Regions from separate parts of the Homo sapiens genome. Here region 2 is linked to region 1. A link is an interaction called in ENCODE POLR2A ChIA-PET data of the cell type or tissue named here. Cell type or tissue: A673. All regions are shown on one strand. Each heading gives the region's core, and the rest is flanking DNA. Links, peaks and the distances in the headings are about the cores only. Region 1 has its middle 52 kb from the start of SPMIP10. Region 2 overlaps PRRC1 (proline rich coiled-coil 1).

Region 1 (4,397 bases), core at 170-4,169:
GAGCCACCACAACCTGGCCTAGAAAGGACTATTTTAATGAAAATGTTGAATAAGATTAGGACTATTTTTAAGTTATCACTGATAATGTAATAAAAATCTGTCTTCCCTTCACCCCACCTTCCAAAACTTGCTCCTCTTGTAGTCTACCACATTGTGGTGAATGCCGACTTCATCCTTCTAGTTGACAAAGGATAACTAAAATTATGCTTGTCTCTTCCCTTTCTCTCACATCCTGTATTTGACCCATCAGTGGATCTTGTCAGCTCTACCTTTAAAATATCTCTAGAGTCTGACTTCTTTCTGACTTCTTTTCATAACCTTGCCCACCACCCTGGTCTAAGCCACCATCACAGATTATTGTAGAGGCTTCTAAATGATTTTTCCTGTTTCTATCCTGGTCTTTCCACAGTTTACTCTCAGGAAGTCAGAGAGCTCCTTTTTTCTTTTTTTTTTCTGAGAGTCTCACTCTATCACCCAGGCTGGAGTGCAGTGGCACCATTTGGCTCACTGTAACCTCCGCCTCCCAGGTTTCACTTGCGTCCGTGTGAAGAGACCACAAAACAGGCTTTGTGTGAGCAATAAAGCTTTTTAATCACCTGAGAGTCAGCGAACGGAGATAGGGGTGGGGCCGTTTTGTAAGATTTGGGTGGGTAGTGGAAAATTACAGTCAAAGGGGGTTGTTCTCTGGCAGGCAGGGGAGGGGGGTCACAAGGTGCTCAGTGGGGGAGCTTTTGAGCCAGGATGAGCCAGGAGAAGGAATTTCACAAGGTAATGTCATCAGTTAAGGCAGGGACCGGCCATTTTCACTTCTTTTGTGGTGGAATGTCATCAGTTAAGGCAGGAACCAGCCATTTTCACTTCTTTTGGATTCTTCACTTGCTTCGGGCCATCTGGACTTATACGTGCAGGTCACAGGGGATACCATGGCTTAGCTTGGGTTCAGAGGCCTGACACCAGGTTCAAGCAATTCTCCTGCCCCAGCCTCCTGAGTAGCTGGGATTGCACTCATGCGCCACCATGTCTAGCTAATTTTTGTGTTTTTAGTAGAGACGGGGTTTTACCATGTTGGTCAGGCTGGTCTCGAACTCCTGACCTCAGGTGGTCTGCCCGCCTCTGCCTCCCAAAGTGGTGGGATTACAGCCATGAGCCAGCTCTCCTGGCCGAGAGCTCCTTTTAAAATACAATTCAGGCCAGTGTGGTGGCTCACGCCCGTAATCCCAACACTTTGTGAGGCTGAGGTGGGTGGATCACCTGAGATCAGGAGTTCAAGACCAGCCTGGCCAACATGGTGAAACCCTGTCTCTACTAAAAAAATACCAAAAAAATTAGCCAGCTTGGTGGCACCCACCTGTAATCCCAGCTACTAGGGAGGCTGAGGCAGGAGAATAGCTTCAACCTGGGAGGTGGAGGTTGCAGTGAGCTGAGATTGTGCCACTGCACTCCAGCCTGGGCAAGAGAGTGAGACTCCATCTCAAAAAAAAAAAAAAAGAAAAAGAAAAATTAATGCTGGAAAATTAAGCAAGTTAAAGCTTAATTTTAAGATATGCCAGGGTAAGGTTATATTTAATTACGTATGCAGTAGACAACCACTGAGAAGAAATGAGCAGAAATAAATAGGACAGGAAATGGGTTTAAAATGAATAGTCTACTAGCATGTCAAGATGCCTTGGGGCTAGAAAGGCTGTTCAGAGTCTAATGCTATGGTGTCATTGAGGGAGCCTGAAATAAGTGATGGCAATTTTAGAAAGGAATGATATGAAAAACCCTGTGTATATTGACTAGACATAAGTTGGCAAATGAATGGTTTTAGAAGGTAAAAGAGGAAACACAGAGGCCACGGAGATTTTAAGTCCAGGTGATACTAGAAGCACGTGCTAGATGCTGTTCGTTCCTAATGGAACGGGTCTTAGATCCTCCAACACCTCGTCTTAGTCTATTTACAGTGCTATGAAGAAATACCTGAGACTGGGTAATTTATAAAGAAAGAGGTTATATTTGGCTCACGGTTCTGCAGGCAGTACAAGACACATGGTACCAGCATCGGCTTCTAATGAGGGCCTCAGGAAGCTTCCACTCACAGCAGAAGGCAGAAGGGATCAGGCATCACATGACAAGAGGAAGGAGGCAAGAGAGAGGGGAAGGTACCAAGCTCTTTTTAAGAACCAATTCTTGAGGGAACCTAGTAGAGCAAGAGAGAACTCACTCATTACTACGAGGATGGCACCAAGCCATTCATGAGGGATCTGCCCTCGTGACCCAAACACTAGGACCCACTCCGATATTGGGGATCAAATTTCAACATGAGATTTGGAGAGGGAAAATATCCAAACTATATTAACCTCCTCTAGTGTTTGATGCATTTTTCTGTAAGGAGATTTTGAAATAATTCCCCAGATCCTCAGCAGAGAAAGCCAGCAACACCTTAGGTCTCAGTTCTTAAGGAAATCACTGTTCCTTTTATACTAGTAATAGGAGTACACAGATTAAACACTGAAGAGCCAGGTTTGTGGTAAACTGAATGGAGCAAAATGCTTGACAAAGAGGGGGAAGAGATCATCTGTCTTTTCTGTCCCTTGAAAAGCCTTACAAGATGTCTTTGCTCAAACTGCAGCTGAGCACTAGAATTTGACAAAAACTTGCATGGCTATTCAGCAAGGCATCATCCAACAGTTGAAACTGAATCTAGTAGCCCAGCCTCTGAGGATTGCTCATTGTCCTCACTTGTGGGAAAGTCAGCCCAATGGAAACATGCATATTACACAATGGGTGAGAGACATAGGCAGCCCAGAAAAAGTCAGAGACCCAGATGCTTTCCAGTCCCTTCCTTGTCTATACTTGGCCTAGATTTCTTTTCTTTTTCTTTTTTTTTTTTTTTTTGGAGACTGAGTCTCGCTCTGTCACCCAGGCTGGAGTGCAGTGGCGAGATCTCGGCTCACCTCAAGCTCCGCCTCCCGGGTTCACGCCATTCTCCTGCCTCAGCCTCCCGAGTAGCTGGGACTACAGGCACCCGCCACCACACCCTGCTAATTTTTTGTATTTTCAGTAGAGACGGGATTTCACCGTGTTAGCCAGGATGGTCTTGATCTCCTTGCCTCAGCCTCCCAAAGTGCTGGGATTACGGGCATGAGCCACCACCCCCGGCCCACTTGGCCTGGATTTCTTACACAAGCATCAAGTGATCAGTTAAATGCCCTGTCCTGTACAAAAAAAACCCAAAAACCAAAAACCAAAACACAAACAAACAAAAACTATGTGAGATTCAGAAAAACAGAATGTCAGAAGACTTTACATTTACCAGGAAAACAGATTTATCTGCGGTAGCTTTTGGAAATCTTTCTTTAATAATTTTGTGCCTTCCAAATGACTTTCTTTAAAAAAATGATTACTGAAACCAGAAAATAGGATTTTATTGGAACACAGCCATACCTATTTGTTTCTAAAGGAATTAAAATTTCAGTAGCTTTTAGCTTAACGTTGAATTCATTATTGGCTTGGGCTATGCGTCACTGATGCGGTGGTGGCCAGGTGCCCTGGAGTGTTTCTTGGTATTGCCAAACACAGCCATTTCCCACTGGACTTCCTTGGCCCCATTCTGCACTCCTCTGAAAGATAAATCACCCCCAATTACTGCCTTAATTGAATGGAATATTTGAGTCTACGTGATTATATCTAGCGCCAGAAGCAAAGAATCTAGCGTCTTTGACTCATCTCCAAATGTTAAACTCCAAAAATAAAAGATACTCAGTGATTAAATAGTTTATTGTAAGTTAAGTTGACTGCAAAATTTAATGCATTGAAGTTCTGTGCTCCCACTCCTCTCAGCCTATAAAGAACTGTTGCTGTGTATTTCTTGAAGAAATACACTATAGATAATCATTAAATATCAGAGCTAGAAAGGCTCTTAGAGGTCCCATTGACCTCTCTCACATTTCATCTTACAGTTGATAAAACTCAGGCTCAGAGAGGTAAAGTTACGTTTTACCACCAGGTGCAATGGCTCATGCCTGTAATCCCAGCACTTTGGGAGGCTGAGGTGGCCAGATCACCTGAGGTCAGGAGTTTGAGACTAGCCTGGCCAATATGGTGAAACCTTGTCTCTACTAAAAATACAAAAATTAGCCTGGTATGGTGGCAGGTGCCTGTAATCCCGGCTACTCGGGAGGCTGAGACACGAGAATCGCTTGAACCCAGGAGGCGGAGGTTGCAATGAGCTGAGACCGCACCACTGCACTCCAGCCTGGATGACAGTGCAAGATTCCGTCTCAAAAAAAAAAAAGTTTTTTTACCAGACCCTATAACACGCTGGTAGAGGAGCCAGAACTGGAATCTAGTTCTCAGCCATGGGCTTTTGTGCTTTATCATGTTTACAATAGAATAGCTAAGTGACACCGTTAGCA
Region 2 (4,397 bases), core at 142-4,141, 850 kb before region 1:
GCTTGTGAAGTGTAAGTTACATATTTAGTATACTCCACGGAAAATTAAAATAAAGACTTACTGATAGTAAGTGATTTGTCAATGAGTTGCAGAGAAGTTATGTACTAAACAAGCACTACCATGAAATATACTTTTTAACCTAGAAAATAGTTTAAATATGGGGTCATCAAGCTTTTTATTAAATATCCCCACAATGTTCTGAGCATACACCACAAATAGATATTTATCAATTATACATGTACTACTGCCCTAATATAAATATGCAAGCATATATGAAATTGAAATAACACATAAAACTTAAAATTTAAAATATTAAGAGTAATACGAAATAAAAATATTTTCAAATATTTTTAATTTTTCAATTACTTAAACAACCTAAGTACTACTATTTCTAGACAGATCAATTTGACCAAATGTTTCATTATTTTTAAAAATCTTAACCAAACATTTCTGTGATATAATGAATTCAAAGCCCTTGTTCTAAACACAGCACATTTTGATATTTGGCATTAATAGTTATCACCGGCAAAAGAGATTTTTCATGAAAATTGTTTATAATGTAAAACATTTTGCCCTAGAAACAAGGTTGTTTTTCCCTAATAAATATCATGTGGAACAGGGAAAGATATTTTCAAATATTTGGGTTTTAAAAATAATGGATCCCTTTTTCCTGACTGACATAATGTCTCACAGATCACATCTGTACTGGATACTTCAGAAGTTACTAGGACATAAAAGAGAAGAAGAATATACTTTTTTTTTCACTTTTTTCCTCCACATGGGACACATCTCTCGACCTTAGCTAAGTACTGCTCCATTAAGCTTCAGCTCAAAATGGCTTTTCAGCTTGTGATGAGTAGTCCTGCCATTTCTAATACTTTTTGAGTTTCTTGACACATACGAAATTGTTACATCAAATGATTTCTAGAATATTTGTGTAAAAATACCTTAAGATGGCCGGGCGCGGTGGTTCACGCCTGTAATCCCAGCACTTTGGGAGGCCTAGGCGGGAGGATCAAAAAGTCAAGAGATCGAGATCATCCTGGCCAACATGGTGAAACCCCATCTCTACTAAAAATACAAAAATTAGCTGGGCATGGTGGCGTGCACCTGTAGGTCCAGCTACTCAGGAGGCTGAGGTAGGAGAATCGCTTGAACTCAGGAGGCAGAGGTTGCAGTGAGCTGAGATTGCACCACTGCACTCCAGCCTGGCGGTAGAGTGAGACTCCACCTCAAAAAAAAAACAACAAAAAAAAAAACCTTAAGATTTACTTTGAGTTGTTTTGTTAGATCAGAATGGTGATGCTTTGCTGTCAGTAAAGATGTCAGCTTTCTTAAATTCGATTTTATTACTTTTTAAAGCTGATAAAGTTATGACATTTGCTAATAATAGAAATTTCATTTCTGTACCTTTCTTTTTTCCCCTTCGGTGTTACACATTTTTCTTGATGGCTCTACCTTTATCATTTACTAGCTTCTTTACCTTGTGGAAGTCACTGAGCTTGTTTCTTTGTAGAAAAATGCCTGCTATCCAGCCTGGCCAACATGGAGAAACCCCGTCTCTACCAAAAATTAGCTGGGCGTGGTGGCACACGGCTGTAGTCCCAGCTACTCAGAAGACTGAGACATAAGAATAACTTGAACCCAGGAGGCAGAGGTTGTAGTGAGCTGAGATCACGCCACTGCACTCCAGTCTGAGTGACAGAGTGAGACTCTGTCTCAAAAAAAAAAAAAAAAAAAAAAAGAAGAAGAAGAATAAAAACACCTGGCACCTCATAGGGTTTGCTCTAAGGATTAAATAAGGTAATTGCTTTCATAGTCTAACATAGTACAGCCATTAAAACAGCAAAAGCTCCAAAAATATTAATTCCTTTTTTTCCTTCATTCAAAATATGTACTTGCAAAGAAAAGAACATATATGGTGGACTCCAATTTTGAATTCTTTGGACAGTTACAAACACAAAGAACAACTCAGTTGATTTAATGCTTGATTCAATTTTCTACTACAAGGGAAGCAAAGTGGCTAAGTGTAAAAAAATTGAGCATGAGTTCAATACAGCTCCACCAAGTTGTGTGATCTAGGGTGATAACTTACATCCCTCCAAACCTAGATTCCTCGTCCAAAACTTGAGGAAAATACCTACCTTGCAGAGCTCTTATGAGAAAGTGCCTGGCAGAAGCATTCAATAAAGACACTTAACAATTGCTAGGCCTTATCTTTTGATATTTACTAGACAGTAAACTACCAACATAGTCAAGACTTGTGAAAGCTATTGGCTTTTTATTGCCACTGAAATCGCTGTTCAGGTACCTGCTGCACAATTTTGACTTAAAAGTTATCTTTTACAGAATTACTAATAATTGGTCACTAAGCCTTGTGATATTTTTTCACATATTGGATATGTACATAAAAATTAAATAGCAGACAGTATCTATCAACTGTCTGGATGATTCTGGATGATTAGTGTTCAGAGGTGGTTAAAAATAGCTTTCCCAATATACCCAGTCATTAGATATTATTAACTAGATTTGCTTCCTCCAAAAATATTATCCCTCAATTACACACAAACATTTAATTAAAATAGATAACAGGAGAAATGTAAAAAAAAAAAAAAGTATGAAACAAACATCACTTCAAATGTCAGTAGTGAATAAAGTAAAATTCATATAAAGCAATGCTAACCTATATTTAAAATTAAAATCAGCAAGTATACCAATAATTCATGGTTTTTACTCCTTCTAGGATCATTCTGTGGGATTTTCAAAATTTATTTAATGACTTTTAAAAAAGATGAATTAGTAACACCAAAAAATAAGACTGACAATTAAATTAATGCAAGAATATAATAAGAATTTCCACTGATTACACAATCAGTGGAAACGAACAGAGAATTACAATTAGTGGCTGATGTGGACATACCCTTAAAAAAAAAATGGCAGATACCGGTCTAACTTATGTACATACTGATATAGGGAGCCATGCCAGGGTCCAGCGTTGTAATCATGCTTTCTACTGAATGTTTTGTCTTATCAAGCACAGACTTCACCATAGGATTCCCAGCCACACCCTGCATAAAACAAATCAATATGTAAGTATTCACTCTAAGTGAGGAACACCATGATCTTCATGATTGTGAAGAAAACTTTTTTAAAAGTTTCCAATGCATCCTAAACCAGTACTTTTGTAAGATATATAAGGTCATGACAATATCAAATTGCTATTAAGTTTCTAAATGATACTCTCAATTTTTTTTCCTGACTCAGCAGTGTGTAGACCAGCAGCAATCTACAGATCACGCTTTGAGTAGCATGGGTATGGAAAGGATGCTATACTATATATACATATATATGTGTGTGTATATACATATATATAATTTCACTTCTACTTATTTATATAAAAGATTGGGCAAAACTTGTCCCTTAGGGTCCCAAATAAAGGTCCCAATCAGGTGTCTACGTAAGTCCATACTTGTTCCCTAATAAAAAAAATAAAAAGAGTAAAAACACCTCTCGTCTGGGGGCAGAACAGTTACTTATTACCTTAACGTACAACATTTTGCTATCTTCTACTAGTTTCTTCTTTTTCCTACTTCTTGTTTCTTGTTTTGTACATTCCCAAACTCGCCATTTATATTCAGATCTATTCCTCTGGATTCTTAGAGCCGTTACTACTAAAAGGAACCAAGTCTTGAGTATTCCTTCTTGTGCGATACTTCACAAAGGGTAAAAGACACTCCAGGGAGCAGTGCCTCCTGAGATGGCATCTGACTAACCTGCCATGATTCCCCATCTTCCAATCTGCCATTAAACTAAGGTGACTCAGGAAAAGATGAGTTCATAAAATTGAAATTTAAGACTGCCAACCAACCATATGCTGAAACATCATGACTTACTATTTACAAGACCTATAGAGTTGAACTGGGTATTACAACTCATGACAAACACACTGACACATGCTCTTAACGAGGGACAAAATGTTGTAGTCTGTATGCAAAAAAAAACTTTTTAAAAAAGTACAGAGGGGTATTAAAAAATAAACAAGCTTAGAAAAATGCCACATTCCTGAAACATGAAGCTCAAATACTACAAATCAGCCAATCATCTACCAATTTTAAATCTTTAATATAATAATAAATTATAATTATAATAATAAAATTGCAAACAAACCCTTAGCAGAATATTGGAACTTGGCAGAATGATTTCAAAATTCATTGCAAAAAAAATTGGGAAAGATGAGTAAAGAAAAATTTAAAAGAAAAATCAGCCAGCTTATACAACTTACACAACTAAATACTGATATACATTTATAAATGCAGACTTGAACTGTCCTATCTTACTTATCACTGAATGTTCCACATCCCCACCTCAGTACACGTTAGTACAATGAACACAAAGTA

What was found. ChIA-PET counts read pairs that join two places held together with the same protein. Peaks named below come from ENCODE experiments on the same cell type or tissue, not always from the same donor. Only the 100,000 strongest peaks of a DNase experiment are listed, where the experiment ranks them.
Region 2: POLR2A ChIA-PET joins it to region 1 with 6 read pairs; 2 of 35 experiments call an interaction of 5 or more read pairs at or near these places.

The regions. Positions count from the first base shown.
Region 1 is chr5:126,681,373-126,685,769 of GRCh38, reverse strand. No RefSeq gene overlaps it. Among named protein-coding and RNA genes, the nearest start is that of SPMIP10, 52 kb to the right of the region's middle. In A673, for the core only: no CTCF peak of the experiment used is centred there; a DNase peak (open chromatin) is centred at 1,669; H3K27ac peaks cover 414 bases.
Region 2 is chr5:127,528,965-127,533,361 of GRCh38, reverse strand. It overlaps PRRC1 (proline rich coiled-coil 1), which reads right to left. Exons shown (of 9, transcript NM_130809.5): 5 at 2,966-3,068. Among named protein-coding and RNA genes, the nearest start is that of PRRC1, 14 kb to the right of the region's middle. In A673, for the core only: no CTCF peak of the experiment used is centred there; no DNase peak of the experiment used is centred there.